Linked DNA regions of Homo sapiens: region 1 is linked to region 2. A link is an interaction called in ENCODE POLR2A ChIA-PET data of the cell type or tissue named here. Cell type or tissue: MCF 10A. All regions are shown on one strand. Links, peaks and the distances in the headings refer to the core of each region. The heading gives the core; the rest is flanking DNA.

Region 1 (8,342 bases), core at 229-8,228, 110 kb after region 2:
TTTCCTATACATTTTTAGTAATATCAGTTTTAAAAATGACATCATGAGAAAGCTATTTTAATACAGGTGGTCTATATTATATAGACAGATTTTAAAATGCTGATTTTCAGGTAAAACCAACTAGTTGGTTATTGCCGGCAAATGCATCAGCTGTTTTTTAACTGAAAATCTCTAATATCGTTTTTAAAATAAATAAATTACGTACAGTGAAGTTTGACAAATGCAAACAGTCATGTAGCCACCACCAAAATCAAGATATAGAATTCCACAATCCAAAAAAATTCCTTTGTGCTGCCCTTTTGTACTCAGCTCCACCCTCTACCCTCAGCCCCCCGCAACCACTGATTTGTTTGTTGTTCCTATTCTTCTGCCAAAAATGTCATCTACATGGAATCATGTAGTATGTAGCCTCTTAAGTCTGGATTTTTTTCACATAGATTAATGCATTTGAGATTCTTCCATGTTCTTGCTTGCATCAGTGGTTTAAACAGTATTCTGTTGTATAGATGATTACAGTTTATCCATTCACTAGTTGAAGGACATTGGGGTTACTCCCAATTTAGGGTGATTATTAATAAAATACCTAGGAGTGGGATTGTTTGGTGAATGCTTAACGTGTTTAACTTTATTTTTTTAAAAAGTCATTTTTTCAAAATGGCTGAACTATTTTGCATTCCCACCAGAAATGCATCCGAATTTTAGTTTTGTTCTACAACCTCATAAATCATTCTAATGTCATTCTAATAGGTGTGTGGTGGCATCTCACTGTGATTTAAATTTGCATTTCCCTAAAACAAATGATCACCATTTCATGTACTTACTTGCCATCTGAATATCTTCTTTGGTGAAGTGTCTATTCAAAATTTTTTCCCATTTTATATTGCGGGTTTTTTTGGTTTTGTTTTTGTTTGTTTTGAGACAGTGTTTCGCTCTGTTGCCCAGGCCAGAGTGCAGTGGTGCAATCTCAGCTCACTGCAACCCCCCACTCCTGGGTTCAAGCGATTCTCTTACCTCAACCTCCCAAGTAGCTGGATTACAGGCGTGTACTAGCAAGCCTGGCTAATTTGTTTTATTTTTAGTAGAGACTGCTTTCACCATGTTGGCCTAGCTGGTCTTGAACTCCTGACCTCAAGTGATCCACCGGCCTCAGTCTCCCAAAGTGCTGGGATTACAGGCATGAGCCACTGTGCCTGGCCTGTATTGAGTTCTTTGTTTTCTTATTGTTGAGTTTTAATATCCTTTATACATTGTTTATACAAGTTTTTTTGGTTAGACGTGATTTGCAAGTATTTTCTAAACTCTGTGGCTTGACTTTTTATTCACTTAGGAGTGTCTTCTACAGAACAGAATAGTTAAAAATTGGGTTAGACCAACTTGTTTGGGGGCCTAAAGAACATTAGTGAGGGGAAATTTACTGGAGAGGGTTTCAGTTAAGGCACTTAGTCATTCACTTTGTGTATGAGAAGTGGCCCAGGATAAGCATATGCATTAAACCCAGGGACAGTAACAAAGGGTTTGGCTGGTTGGTCAGGGGCTTGGAAGGAGACAGTTTGGAAAATTAGAGTGGAGGATATCTGGGGGAAAAGCATGTGGTTGAGCCTATGGAAGGGACATGAAATGGGAATATCTTTGTACTACATGTTCACACCCAAGACAACCAAGTAGAGAGCAGGCACAAGACAATCAAGTTGACAAAACGACCTGGCCAGTTGCTGACAGGCAGCCCCTGCAATCAGCCACCCCCATGCTGGTACACTGGGTTTGGGAACTGAATGGCTTCTGCAGCAGCAGTGGAAGCTACACATGGGCCCTACACCATAGACTCCCACTTACCAAGACCATATGTCCAACCTGCCAGCAACGAGACCCAAGTTCGGTTCCCGACACAGGATCATTCCTCAAGGAGACCAATCGGATACTTGGTGACAAGTTGATTTATCTTTACCATAATCAAATATATTCTAGGCATATGTTTGCTTTTCTGCCCTCAGGGCCTCAGCCGGCACCACTGTCGGAGGGTGTTTTAGCAGAATATTTATATCACCAACCTGGAATCTGTGTAATATTGCTTCAGAACAAGAGACCCCATTCACATCAGTGAGAGGTGGACCAAGATGAGAATATACTTTAAACCCAGGGACAGTAACAAAGAGTTGGCTGGTTGGTCAGGGGCTTGGAAGGAGACAGTTTGGAAGATCATGGCAAGGCCACAACTGATCCACGTTGTCTCCTTTCTACTCCTCATTCTAGATCCCCTCGCCCTCAGCCAACACCTCTGCTGCTCTAGGTGGCTTACATGTACATCACTGGACACATGACCATGGGACCTCTCACATACTATACCCCATGGAAGCTGCTGACCAGGAGAGTGATAGAATGGTCTTTTGAAGGTGTAGCTGTGTGTCAGTTTGGAGATGATACTCTGCCAAGAGAAGACCCTAAATTAATGACTGTATATGCTACAGTGTCTCTGATCAGTGGGCTCTCTATGAGACAGAGAACCAACTGGTGAAAGTTAGACTGACCCCACTTGCCTTTGTTAGGAGTGACCCACTTGGAGACCTCTTCCTGTCCCCTCAGTCCTAGGCTTTGGGCGTCTGGAGGTCCTAGTTGTCAAAGAGGAGTGCTTCCACTATGAGGCTTATTACTAGTCCCATTAAAATTTCAGCCACAAATGCAGTCCGGTTACTAAGGGCTCCTTAATAGGGAACAAAATAATTAACACACCTGAGGGTAATTGAATTTACTCATCAGAAGGAAATAACACTTAATTTACACAATTAAGGCAGGAAAGAATAAGTTAAACACCTAAGAGATCTATTGGGATTGGTATCTCTTGTTACCCCCGATAAAAATTTTTGGCTTGGCCAAACTTTAGTCAGGCTCCTAAAACTTCTCCTAGGCCCATCTGTGCACTTCCTTGTAAAATCCAGTTTTAGCAAAGAACATGCTAAGTCAGTTTAGCAAGAAGCCCCCACCCTCAATATGTGATCGACCTGGAAAATCTGACCAACCTGGAAAGCTGATTCTGATCAATCTGATCAACCTGGAAAGCTGATCCTGTTCCTCATCTTCCACTTTCTCCCCACGTGATGTCCGATCATCCTGCTCTGTCTTTAGCAAGAATCCTGTTCAGTCAATTCAGCCAGAGAATCCCCCTTACCCCTGATGTTTCTTTTATGTAATTTCCATCCACTGAACCCCACTCTGCTCCTTGGCTATAATTTCCCACTTTGCCCAGGCTGCATTTGGAGTTGAGCCCAATCTTTTTGCCTTACTGCAAAATCTGATTGCAGTGGTTCCTATGCCTCTCTGAATGGTCCTGAATAAAGTCTGCTTTACCATGGTTTAACAAATGTCATTGAATAATTTTTTTACACTGCCCTGTTCAGTGTTGATGGTAAATGGATAAGTGTAACTGCCATAGTCAGAGAAGGGTGTAGTGACAAGGGACTCAGACCACCAGGAGGATGAGAGTCTGGGTCACCCTGCAAGAAGAGCCACCTAGAGCAGCAGAGGTGTTGGCTAAGGGTGAGGGGGATGTAGAATGAGAAGCAGAAAGGAGACAATGAGGATCAGATGTGGCCTTGCCATGAGCTGCAGGGGTGGCAAATGTAGCTCATTCCACTAACCTCCCTCTTCTAACAGTTTCCAGGAAATGAGACCAATCAGAATGCTAGAAGAGTTATTCCTATATGGAGTAAATATATAAAGCATGTGGATCTGTGTGGTGCAAGCACAGGCTGTGGTGGCTGCAGGCTGTGGTATGCAACCCAGATTACCACACCCACCCGGACTGAGGCGCTCATATTTTTAGCTACTGAAAGTATTGAGATGTCAAGGACCCACAGCTGAATCCCTCTCCAGGAAATGCCCTTGGGAGAAGGAAGTTGTCTTACTCAAGTTATACCTCTGCCACAGGGGCAGTCCACATCCAATGACTAGTCAGTGGATTTAGGAGCCTAAAGGTCCTTGTTGTTTTGGGACAACTTTGAAGCGTCATTTCTGCTTCAGAGATCTTCCAGGGATTGGTGGGGGCCTCCATTGCTACCACATTACAGTTTTCCCTCTGCCCAATTTTGGGATTTCTTCTCTTCCTTATGAGTGTTGTTCCTGACAATTACCAGTGAACCTCTTATCTCCAAATCTCCATCAGGTTTCCTGGGAAACCCGATCTAAGCCAGCCACCTACACACTTCTGCTCCCATTAGTTGAGTTAGCTGGTGCTTACCATCCTCTTATACTTATTATTGTAATTATTATAATTGGATTAAATGTTACATAAACACATTAAGTATGCAAACAAAAAGATGATTTTTGTTTCTGTAAAAATCAAGAATGATGCTTTGGGAAGACACCATGATGGTAAATTGCTAAGAATAGTTGTTGTTGAATTATCTGTGGCATTTTCTCATAAAGAAAGACTTGGAGTTGGGGCCAGGCAAGGTGGCTCACACCTGTAATCCCAACACTTTGGGAGGTCAAGGTGAGTGGATCACTTGAGGTCAGGAGTTCAAGACCAGCCTGGCCAACATGGTGAGACCCAGTCTCTATTAAAAATACAAAAATTGGCCAGGCATGGTGGCACATGTCTGCAATCCCAGCTACTTGAGGCTGAGGCATGAGAATCACTTGAACCCAGGAGGCAGTGAGCTGAGATCGCACCACTGCACTCCAGCCCGGGTGACAGAGCAAGACTCTGTCTCAGAACAACATGGTATCCAGGTGTTTAATGTATGCTTCTTGTTTGATGTAGAATTTAGGATGGAGTGTAATTTATTCCCTGTAATTATAATTTGTTTTTTATTTTTGAGAAATCTATTATTTTTGTAAAAATAAACATGTTTATTGTAAAAACTCAAAATAACTTAGAAAATAAAAAATAAAAATTACCTGTAATTCCACCAACTACAGGCAACCTCATTTCAGTGAATATCCTTCTTAACATCATTTGTTTAAAATACACAAAAAAGGCATGTACAATGTCAAATAAATGGATGTGTTACACATATAAATAGATACACATTACATCCTATATACGTGTATGTATTACTATATGTCATATAATCAAATATATCAAATAAATGCATTGTATAATTACTATATATAGTATAAATATACTATACATAGTATATATATACATGTTATATAAATACATTTATGTATAAAATGCATCCGTTTATTTGACATTGTATGCTTATTTCTTTGTTTTTTGTGTTTTTTTTTTTTTTTTGAGACAGAGTCTCGCTCTGTCGCCCAGGCTGGAGTGCAGCGGCACGATCTCGGCTCACTGCCAGCGCCGCCTCCCGGGTTCACGCCATTCTCCTGCCTCAGCCTCCCGAGTAGCTGGGACTACAGGTGCCCGCCACCTCGCCCGGCTAATTTTTTTTGTATTTTTAGTAGAGACGGGATTTCACCATGTTAGTGAGGATAGTCTCAATCTCCTGACCTCGTGATCCGCCCACCTCAGCCTCCCAAAGTGCTGGGATTACAGGTGTGAGCCACCGTGCCCAGCCTCCCTTATTTCTTTGTTATATCTTTTGTAACAAGTCTTGTGTGCTCAACTATGAATCTTACTTATTTTCTTCTTCTGAAGTCATTAATATAAATGATACAATAAGACTAACTTAAGAAAAACAACTGTTATTCTCTAGAAACCACATGAGGCAATGTTACTAATGGGATATATTTCCATTACCTAACTAGGAGAGAATCATAAACTTATTATTTTTTGGATGTTGCACTTATAAATCAGTAGTTTAATCATGAAATAGAAATGCCAGATAAATTTAAGATCTCATATTAGCATTAGATTCATCAGGAGCAAAGGCATGGAAACGTTTATGAAACTGTTGGTAGAGGAAAAATAAATCAACTTTTTGTATAAATAAAATTATCAGGAGAGATTAACCAAAAATTAAAAAAGCATTTTCCTTCCAATAAAAGTCAAACCAACAAATGGTTATGACTTATCTACCCTATGCAAGGCAATTTTCCTTTAAGTTTCCTTTGTAAATATTCTCAATTGCATGTGCTTTCAGGATTTTGAATTTTTAACCTGAAAAAAGTCAAAGTGGTTTCCTCTTTGTCTTTATAATATTAGGACTGAAATATGGAGAAGTAGTTGTAGGAAAAGCTAAATGCATGTTGCTTACCATTAGTAGTTTTTCAAAAGCCAAACCTTTGCACTTGGATAGGATCATCTCCAAAAACTTGATCTTTTCAAACTATTAACAACAACAACAACAAAAAGTAAACTGACCTTTGTGCTACTTCTATAACCTTCACTATTTTCTTTAATTCCCCATGGTCCTGCCATGAAAATATTTTATATGGTTATATGTTTCATAACCCTTTGTGGTGCTTAGAGCTATAGGTTATTTGCTTTGTAAAGTCTATTTCCTTTTTTTTTTTTTTGAGACAGAGTTTGCCCAGGCTGGGGTGCGATGGCGCGATCTTGGCTCACCGCACGCAACCTCTGCCTCCAGGATTCAAGCAATTCTCCTGCCTCAGCCTCCTGAGTAGCTGAGATTACAGGCATGTGCCACCACACCAGGCTGATTTTGTATTTTTAGTAGAGACGGGGTTTCTCCATGTTGGTCAGGCTGGTCTCGAACTCCTGACGTCAGGTGATCCACCCGCCTTGGTCTCCCAAAGGGCTGGGATTACAGGCGTGAGCCACCGCGCCTATTTCCGTTTTAAACTATGGCATGCTTTGCTGTTGTCCATGTTTCAATTTCCAAGGACTCTTGGTGGTTGTCTCTGAGCAATCTTAAAAACTAAAACTGTGGAAAGTAAAAACAAATATAAATCTTGATTGGCTGTAACAATAAGAAGGCAACAAGTTGAAAGAGAAACAGAATGGTCCTAGTTTGAAGTAAAATACACCTGGGTTTGAAGCCAAATTCTGGAAATGATTAGCTGAATAATCTGGGGCAAGTTTAATGTCTCTTAGCCTCATTTTCTTCTTCTGTAAAAAGGGATGCCTTATTTGGTCAGAGTAACCATAAGAGATAATGTATGTCAAAATTGTTATCTAAGTGGTGTTTAACAACTGGCAACATTATCAAAGACAAACATAATTAATTAAAATCTGGATTATTTATATTTGTTCTTGCTTATTGTTCAAATAATTTAAACAACCAGGAGGAGATCCTTTATTAAGACATAAACAATTATTTACAACATGTCATTATCATCTATAATATCCATTTCCTCCTAGTCTTCAAGTTGTTACTGTTCTGTAAATCCACTGCACAAAGAAAGCCTGACCATGTCTAGTAATTTGGGTACTATCAACAAGCATTATAGCCTGTAAGCATTTAGTGCCTAAAATCTACTTGTCTTTTTTTAAAAATTATTTTGATGCAGGTACATAAGTGTGTTGGGACCAAACATTCTAAACACTATATGTAGCTTTAAAAATCTTCTCCAGGGAATATAATCTTCCTCAGTAGCAGCAAGTGGGTTGGACTTAATTTTGTCACTAATCATATCTCAGGATCTTTCTGTTAAATTGTAATCATTTAAGAAATACAGTATCTTTCACTTATAGCTCAGCCTCCAGCACTTCCTCTTTTCCTTGCTCTTCTCCCAGATGTCATGGGGGTCAATGGAGGTTAGGGGTTGAGATCAGCTTACATGATTTCTTGGTTGGAAGAGAGAAGGGGACATATAATAAAGACATTCAATGTGTCAATCCAGTAAGAAGCCAATAAGAATACTTAGTCTCAGTGGCCCCAGGATTCACAAAACCCATGTTTCCTGGAACAATACTTTGATTTAAAGACAGAAAGTTATTTATTTTACCAAAGTAGTTTTTTTGGGAAAATCTCCTCTTCTAATTCAATAAACTGATTTATTTAAAATGAATCATTTTCTTTCTTTCTTTTGTTGAGACTGAGTCTCACTCTGTCACCCAGGCTGGAGTGCAATGCTGCCATCTCTGCTCACTGCAACCTCCGCCTCCCAGGCTCAAGCGATTCTCCTCCCTCAGCCTCCCGAGTAGCTGGGACTACAGGTGCATGCCACCACACCCAGCTTATTGTATTTTTAGTAGAGACGGAGTTTTGCCATGTTGGCCAGGTTGGTCTCAAACTCCTGATCTCAGGTGATCCACTCGCCTCAGCCTCCCAAAGTGCTAGGATTACAGGTGTGAGCTACTGCACCCGGCCTAAAGTGGATCACTTTCAAAGGCATTTGTGAGGAAGGTAGTCATTAAGATAATCATTATATGTACAAAGAGAAATAAGAGAACTAGAGAAATGCAGCTACAAAGTCAAAAATAAAACTTCCCTTAAGTTGCCTGAAAAACAAAATGAAGTTTGTTATTTGGTTAGTTC
Region 2 (8,342 bases), core at 180-8,179:
CTCCGCCTCCCAAAGTGCTGGAATTACAGGCATGAGCCATAGCGCCCGGCCAACACACATTCTTAACATATTAGGAAGACACCAATGGCACTACTAACAGTCTACTAATTGGTTAGACATAGATGTTGCCCTTTTGCTTCAGGCATTCCATAGATCATGCTTGCTCAGTGGAACAGTGGACTTTACAACTATCTCATAAAGTTTTGACAATATAATCCTCACCTTTTAGTGCAGAGAAATGATACCAGCATTCCGAACTTTCCTGAAGAGGCATGATAAGACCATTGTTACCAAAATGCTGAGGTACGTTCTGAGGGAGAGCACAGCAGGGGTCCCCCCAGAGAGGGCATTCCTGGGCCTTCAGAGACCAGAGCTCCCTTCTCTATGCCTCATACAGCCTGCCAGAGCTGCTGCTGTACCCATCCCGAAGATTTGAAGAATACCTTAATCTTCTCTACGCTGTCAGGCTTCATACCCCTGCAGAGCATGTTGACCGTGGGGACTTGACCACTGCAATTGACCAAATCAAAAAATATAAAGGTTATATAGATCAGGTTGGTTGCTGATAAGAATCTGTGTCCTTTAAACATGTTACAATGCCTTTGTGGTACTCCCACTCAAAGATCCTGAGACACCTTATCTTCTTGTGGGGTTCTTCGCTTTAAAGTCTTTCATCCTTTTAATGCTAAATCAATAGTGTGTTCCGTGATTTCCAACACTAAGGGCATCTATTCTAAGCCAAGCAACATGAGACAATGTTTTCAGATATTTGTACAAATATAATGAAATTTTTATGAAAGTTTGAAGAATGAAGTATTTGGACTGATTTTTTACACAACTAAAAGGCAAAAAAAAAAAGTAAAATCCTTTGTTTCTGAAAGTACTTTCAATGCATTAATTAGCTTTCCTGCCTCAGTGAGTACAATGGTCATAATTATTCTCTGAAGAAGTAATTAAGCACCTTGGAGTACAGTACTATCATTCTGAAAATATTATTATTATATTGTGCATACTGTAAACAGGCATCTGGGCTGAATGTAAACTGCTAACACATTTTTCCATGCAGATACTTTTTTGCATTCAGTTTTGTCACTTGCCTTTGTTTTAAAACATTGGGTACAGAAAATTGAAATTTTTTTTTTCTTTTTTGAGACAGGGTCTGGCTCTGTCACCAAGGCTTGAGTGTAGTGGTGTGATCTCGGCTCACTGCAACCTCTGCCTCCCTGATTCAAGCAATCCTCCCACCTCAGCCTCTTGAGTAGCTGGGACCACAGGCAGGCGCCACCATGCTTGGCTCTTTTTTTGGCTTTTTTAAAATGTGTGTAGAGATGAGGTTTCACCACTTTGCCCAGGCTGGTCTTGAACTCCTGAGCTCAAGCCATCAGCCCACCTCAGCCTCCCAAATTGCTGGGATTACAGACGAAAGTCACTACACCCGGCCCAGAAATTTGAAACTTTCTATTATAACATATGAAAATACCAAGCCCTGTATCAAGCGCCATAAAATATTTTAATCTATTTCTTTTATGAATAAAAATGTCACAATTTTAGTTTGCCTAAAAGTACTTTTTTTCCCCTAGATGAAGCAAAACATCACTATGAAGGATCATCTGTCAGATATACAGAGAATCATCTGGGGATGCCCTGTATGTATTCTTAGGAACTTGCTGTATCTCATGCTCATGAATACAACCTCCAGTCTTTTGCAAAAGGAGACCTACAGATCCCAAGGCAGCTAGTATTTGTGGAATGCCTGCTACGTGCCAGGCACTGCCATGCTCTCCCATTTCACATCCTTGTTACCTGCAAGGTTGCTCTATAAGAAGGGGCACAAGTGAGCTTGCCCCTATCCCATAACTTTTTGGCAGTCTTTGCTCCTTTATTGGTATTACTGTGATCACAATGCCCTGTGAGGAAAGGGGCCATGTGTTCTACTTGTTTTCTTTTCTTTAATTTTTTTTTTTTTTTGAGACCGAGTCTCACACTGTCGCCCAGGCTGGAGTGCAGTGGCACAATCTCAGCTCACTGCAAGCTCCACCTCCCGGGTTCACACCATTCTCCTTCCCCAGCCTCCCGAGTAGCTGGGACTACAGGTGTCCACCACCACGCCCAGCTAATTTTTTGTATTTTTAGTAGAGATGGGGTTTCACCGTGTTAGCCAGGATAGTCTCGATCTCCTGACCTTGTGATCTGCCCGCCTCGGCCTCCCAGTGCTGGGATTACAGGCGTGAGCCACCACGCCCAGCCATGTTCTACTTGTTTTCTATCTCCCTGCATATGATACCTGGTGCAGGATTCTGCACCCTGATGGTATCTGAACAAGCTTTAGAAGGCCTGTGTTAGCGACGTGTTAACCTATAGAATTTCATCTGGCCCCACCCTCCCTTATCTCTTACAGTTTTCCTGACTTCCTTATAATCATACCACACAGATCCACTCACGATTCTCTAATGTTAACCTCTTTTCACACATTTGTGCTTTGTGCATACTCTTTCTTCTCTGAAATTGCTTTTCTTTCCTATTTCACTGGATAAACCCCTATTCATTCTATAAAAATCTAGTTCAATCATCATATCCTTTGCAAAGTTTCCCCCAGCATTTCCAGCTGTCAGCGGCTTCTTTGTAGGGATTTTGCATCCTGAACATTCCTGTTACATTTTACTGCAATCCTTTATTCATGAAACTGGGAGCTCCATCATGTGTGAGCTATGATTTACTTGCCTTCTCATGTCTGGCACATAAGAGGAGCTCAGGATGTGAGTTACGTTGAATTAAAGTATCAATTGATTAGAAATGTTATTTTTATTTAGTCAAATTGGGGAAGCAAGATGAAGTTGTTTTGTCATAATTTTGGTCTGGACATTTTGTAGGGAAAGATAATTGAGGTTGATTGGTTTGCAAAGATCCAAATTCTTGAAACTCAGAGTCTACAAAACTCTCTCTGGATCACTGTTCACACCAAGAGCTCATCCCCATGACTAGATCAATATAAAGGCTTGACTTCTTATTCTGTACCAATTCATTCACTTCTTTTTCTTTTCTTTTTTTTTTTTTTTTTGAGATGGAGTCTCACTCTGTTGCCCAGGCTGGAGTGCAGTGGCACGATCTCGGCTCACTGCAACCTCTGCCTCCAGGGTTCAAGCAATTCTCCTGCCTCCCAAGTAGCTAGGACTACCGGCATGCACCACCACACCTGGCTAATTTTTTTTGTATTTTTAATAGAGACAGGGTTTCACCATGTTGGCCAGGCTGGTCTCCAACTCCTGACCTCAGGTGATCCACCCACCTCGGCCTTCCAAAGTGCTGGGATTACAGGCATGAGCCACCGCGCCCAGCCTACTTCTTTTTCTTAATAGCTACCTTCTTATCCCCCAACCCCCAACTTTGTTTTTGATATTAGGAAAGCACTTACAAATAAAACTATCATGTCAGCAGTTTTAAAACTTTGACAAAGATTACTTTTTTCCCCTTAAATATAGTTTTCTTTGTCAATACTGTGGTCTTTCTAAGAAAACCTGTTTCATAAACAGTGAAAATATTCACTTTTTCATACTTGAACTGTGTTTTAGTTAACATTTGCATATTCTGAGATATAAAATGGTTTGCAGTAGTAATTTTATTTAAAAAAATTTATATGTACTTCTAATTTTGTTTTTGATTTTACAGACTCTATCAGAAGTAAACAGATATCTGATTAGGGTACAAGATGTAGCCCAACTTCATTGCTGTGATGAAGAAATAAGTTTCTCTTTAAGGTAAACAATAGTTAACTATCCTAAGGCTGTGGACACCTTCCAAGCAGGTGACTGTCTTACTCATCCTGTAGCTCCAGCATTCAGTACAATGTCTGACACAGTAGGTTTGAAATGAATCTATGCATTGGACTGAAAAGTTACAGAGGACTCCCTCTGAGATAGTGTAGGGTATTTTATCACCATGTTCACATTCCAGCCAGCTACTGGATAGAATGGGAGAAATAAATTGTCCCTGCCAGGACCACAAACTCCACATAAGCAGGCATTCTAAAGGTTGGTCACTTTTCTTTTTTCTTTTTCTTTTTTTTTTTGAGATGGAGTCTCACTCACTGCCGCCCAGGCTGGAGTGCAGTGGCGCAATCTCGGCTCACAGCAACCTCCGCCTCCAAGCTATTCTCCTGCGTCAGCCTTCCAAGTAGCTGAGATTACAGGCACCCGTCACCATGCCCAGCTAATTTTTGTATTTTTAGTAGTGATGGGGTTTCACCATGTTGGCCAGGTTGGTCTCAAACTCTTGATCTCCAGTGGTCCACCTGCCTTGGCCTCCCAAAGTGCTGGGATTACAGGCATGAGCCACTGCACCCGGCCACTTTTCTACTTAGCTAAGCTCCAAGTGTTGTGGGATTTTCACACCAATGATCTGCTCAAATGTAAGAAAGAGAGGACCAATTTATTATCCTCAGATAGTTATTGAGGTCAGTTTTTAAAAAGACCTTACAGTATTTAGTTTGCACAATGCTCAGAGTAGTGTAAGAAAAAAAAGATGGAAGGATGCTAATTTTTATAAATTAGTATCCCCTTTACTCCTTTAGAACAAGGATGGGCAAACTTTTCTGTAAAGGTTCACATAGTAAATATTTCAGATTTTGCTGGCCAAATGATATCTGTGGCAACTACCCAACTTTGCTATTGTAAAACAAAAGCAGCTCTATCAATGACACAACACATAACAAGTAATACACTATTCATAAACAGTACAAGATATAAATGAACAAACATGACTATGTTCCAATTAAACTTCATTTACAAGAACAGGTGTGGGCCATAGTGTGGTGATATCTGCTTTAGAAAACTGTTCATCAAACTATGAATAAAATAGAAATAAAATAAATAACAAAATAATTAATAGAATCAAATAAAATTCTATTCTCAAACATTCTTCCTTTCTTTACATAAGTTTGATTTTCAGTATTAATGACAAAGAGTGATTCAGCAAACAGCAACCAAAGGGAGGGGAATTAACTCCTTTAATTTGTTCAACTCCAATAAATGTAATAAAAATTGATTTGTTATTTCAATGAATATTTCAACAAATGTTCCTCAAAGGCACAGGGTAGCAGGGTAGGTGGAAGAAATCAGTCCCCTCACCTCCATCCTTACCTAGACTAGATCTTAAATGAAAATCAAATCACACAATATGTCACTTTTCTCATTGTCATGACATTTTTGTTTTCTTTGATCTTTTTTTTTTTTTTTTTTTTTTTTTTTTGGTCAGTAGCAATAGAAAACAGCTACAATGATGGAAAGAAACTAGCTACCAAACCAGCAATTCTAAACACACTGGTTTGGTAGAAGACATTCTATGATGATTCCAGTTTTTGATTATTAGATTATTCTACATTCATGTATTCCTTCTCAAACACTCTTCCTTTCTTTACATAAGTTTGATTTTCTATATCATTTTTCTTCTCTCTGCAGAACTTCTTTTAACATTTCTTAATGTTCTACTAGGGTCAATGAATTCTCTCAAATTTTTTGTGTGTAAAAAATTTATTGTTTGAAGGCAATTTTGCTGGATACAGAATTCTAGGTTGGTGGTTTTTTCTTTTAACACTTTCCTTATTTCATTCCACACTCTTCTTACTTACATGGTTTCTGAAGAGAAGTCCAGTGTAATTTTTATCCTTTTTCCTCTATAGGTAATAGAAGCCAACAATAAAATTCTAGGCCTCCCAATCGACTGAATGGACTCCTCCTCTCGGCCAAGGGGATTCCAAAGTAAACCTGAAAAATGAGTTCAGGCCATGATAGGAAGGGGGGATTGGATATGCCTCATTATACTCTCCTCCCTTAAGAATTCAGGCACAACTGACCAAAATTAACATTGAAACAGAGATCTTAAGACTGATAAAATGAACTCCTTGTAGAAGTAAGATACCAAATTCTAACCCAACTCTAGTATAGTATCACATGGCAGATAGCAGACCCTGCAATAAATCATAGTTTACCTCAAAATATATTTATTTGACATGTTTTGAAATGGCCCTGCAAAGTCATCTCTTTTGGGGAAAATCTCCGTTTTGTAGAGAATCTCCTCTTTCCAGGTCTTTTCCTGATCCAGGAGAGATTCAGCTGAGAGTATGTTATCTTTTAAGGTCTGATAAGAGACATTTACCATCTATTCTCCCTGAAGCCTGCTACCTGGAGGCTTCATCTACATAAGAACACTGGTCTCCACAATCTCTTATCTAAAGCCAGATACTCCTTTCTACTGATTCCAGATCTTTAGATAAACTTAACTCTTTCAACCAATTGCCAATCAAAAAATCTTTTGAATCCCCCCCATGACCTGGAAGCCCCTAATTCAAGCTGTCCCATCTTTCTGGATCAAATGAATGTATACCTTACATATATTGATTGATGTTTGCCTGTAACTTCTATCCCCGTAAAATGTATAAAATCAAGCTGTAACCCAACCATCTTGGGCACATTTTCTCAGGACTTCTTGAGACTGTGACTCAGGCCCTGGTCACCCATATTTGGCTCAGAATAAATCTATTTTACACAGTTTGACTCTTTGTTGACAGTAAGGTGGGTTTATGTTTTTGTATTCTCTGAAATGACGAAGACTTTCTCTTTTATTTTCTACATCTGAATGTATTATGCCTAGATGTAGACTTTTTTTAAAATCCTGTTTTGTGTTCTCTGAGCTTCCTGGACCTATGGTTTGCTGTCAGTAATTTTGTAAAATCTCCAGTCATTATTACTCCAGATATTTCTTCTGTCTCTCTTCATCTGGTATTCCCATTATGCATATGATTTGCCTTTTGTAACTGTCCCTATTACTTGGATATTCTGTTCTTTCCCCTGGTGGTCCCTACCCGATACCCCTACTTTGTCCCTGGTCTTTTTTCTGCTTTTCAGCTTGGTAAGCTTCTGTTGACATATCTTCAAGCTCACTGATTCTTTCCTCAGCTGTGTCCAGTGTATTAATGACCCCACCAAAGGCATTCATTTCTGTTATATTTATTTCTGGTATTATCTTTTCTTTCTTAGAGTTTTGGTCTCTCTTCTTACATTACCTGTCTGTTCTTGCACGTTGTCTACTTTTTCCATTAAAGCCCTTAACATATTAATCATATTTAAGTTTCTGCTCTGATAATTCCAAAATCTCTACTATATCTGAGCCTAGTTTTGATGCTTGCCCTGTCTCTTCAGTCTGTGTATTTTGCCTCTTAGTACCCCTTATAATTTTTTTGAAACAGAGTGTGTCACTCTGTCACCCAGGCTGGAGTGCAGTGGTGCAATCTAGGCTCACTGCAGCCTCTGCCTCCTGGGTTCCAGCAATTCTCCTGCCTCAGGCTTCTAGGTAGCTGGGATTACAGGCACGTGCCACCACGTCTGGCTAATTTTTGTATTTTTAGTAGAGATGGGATTCACCACATTGGCTAGGCTGGTCTCGAACTCCTGACCTTAGGTGATCTGCCCACCTTGGCTTCTCAAAGTGCTAGGATTAAAGGAGTGAGCCACCATGCCCAGCCAGCACCGCTTATAACTTTTTGTTGAATAGCAGACACGATGTGTCAGGTAAAAGGAACTAAACAGGTCTTCAGTGTGAAGTTTTATGTTTACCTGGCTGGGAGTTAGGTCATATTAACTGTTTGTTGCAGCTTGGCATCAGAGGCTACAGTTTTCTCCAGTGTCCTTTTCTCTCCCTATCATCTTTGGGTTTCCTTAGAGACCCCTTCTTAAATAGGGTCTGAGCCTTACAGTTATTTTAGCTGTAATCCCATTATTATACCAGAGCCCTACTGCTGTGGTAGTTAAGATGTCAGAGGAGAAACATTCTATAGTTCTATGATCAATTTTGAGTCTGTTACTTCTGGACTGTGACCTTCACAAGTGCTTCTCAGTTTTTTTTTGTTTTTTTTTTGTTTTTTTTTGTTTTTTTTTCCCCACCTCTAACATGAGACGTAAGGTTAGAGGTGGCTGGAGTTGGGTATTTCCCTTCTCCCAGGTTGATTAGGCACTGGTAAAGTCCCAGTTGGTTAGGTTCTAGTACAAGTTTCCCTTGAGGTCAGGCCTTTGTTAAGAACAAAATATTCTGGGCATATTTCAAAATGGTACTTTTCTCCTCTCCACCATGTAAGAATATATATATATTTTTTTATTTTTATTTTTTTTTGTGAGACAAGGTCTCACTCTTTCACCCAGACTGGAATGCAGTGGCCTGAGCTCGGCTCACCACAACCTCTGCCTCTCAGGCTCAAGGGATTCTCCCGCCTCAGCCTCCTGAGTAGCTGGGATTACAGGTGCACGCTGTTACTGCTCGGCTAATTTTTGTATTTTTAGTAGAGACGGGGTTTT

What was found. ChIA-PET counts read pairs that join two places held together with the same protein. Peaks named below come from ENCODE experiments on the same cell type or tissue, not always from the same donor. Only the 100,000 strongest peaks of a DNase experiment are listed, where the experiment ranks them.
Region 1: POLR2A ChIA-PET joins it to region 2 with 5 read pairs; 2 of 35 experiments call an interaction of 5 or more read pairs at or near these places.

What each region holds. Positions count from the first base shown.
Region 1 is chr6:138,996,363-139,004,704 of GRCh38, forward strand. No RefSeq gene overlaps it. Among named protein-coding and RNA genes, the nearest start is that of REPS1, 12 kb to the left of the region's middle. In MCF 10A, for the core only: no CTCF peak of the experiment used is centred there; no DNase peak of the experiment used is centred there.
Region 2 is chr6:138,885,277-138,893,618 of GRCh38, forward strand. It overlaps ECT2L (epithelial cell transforming 2 like), which reads left to right. Exons shown (of 22, transcript NM_001077706.3): 17 at 230-303; 18 at 398-554; 19 at 1,581-1,646; 20 at 3,667-3,755. LOC107986650 (a long non-coding RNA gene) reads right to left here. Exons shown (of 2, transcript XR_001744381.2): 2 at 3,599-5,759. Among named protein-coding and RNA genes, the nearest start is that of ECT2L, 93 kb to the left of the region's middle. In MCF 10A, for the core only: no CTCF peak of the experiment used is centred there; a DNase peak (open chromatin) is centred at 3,815.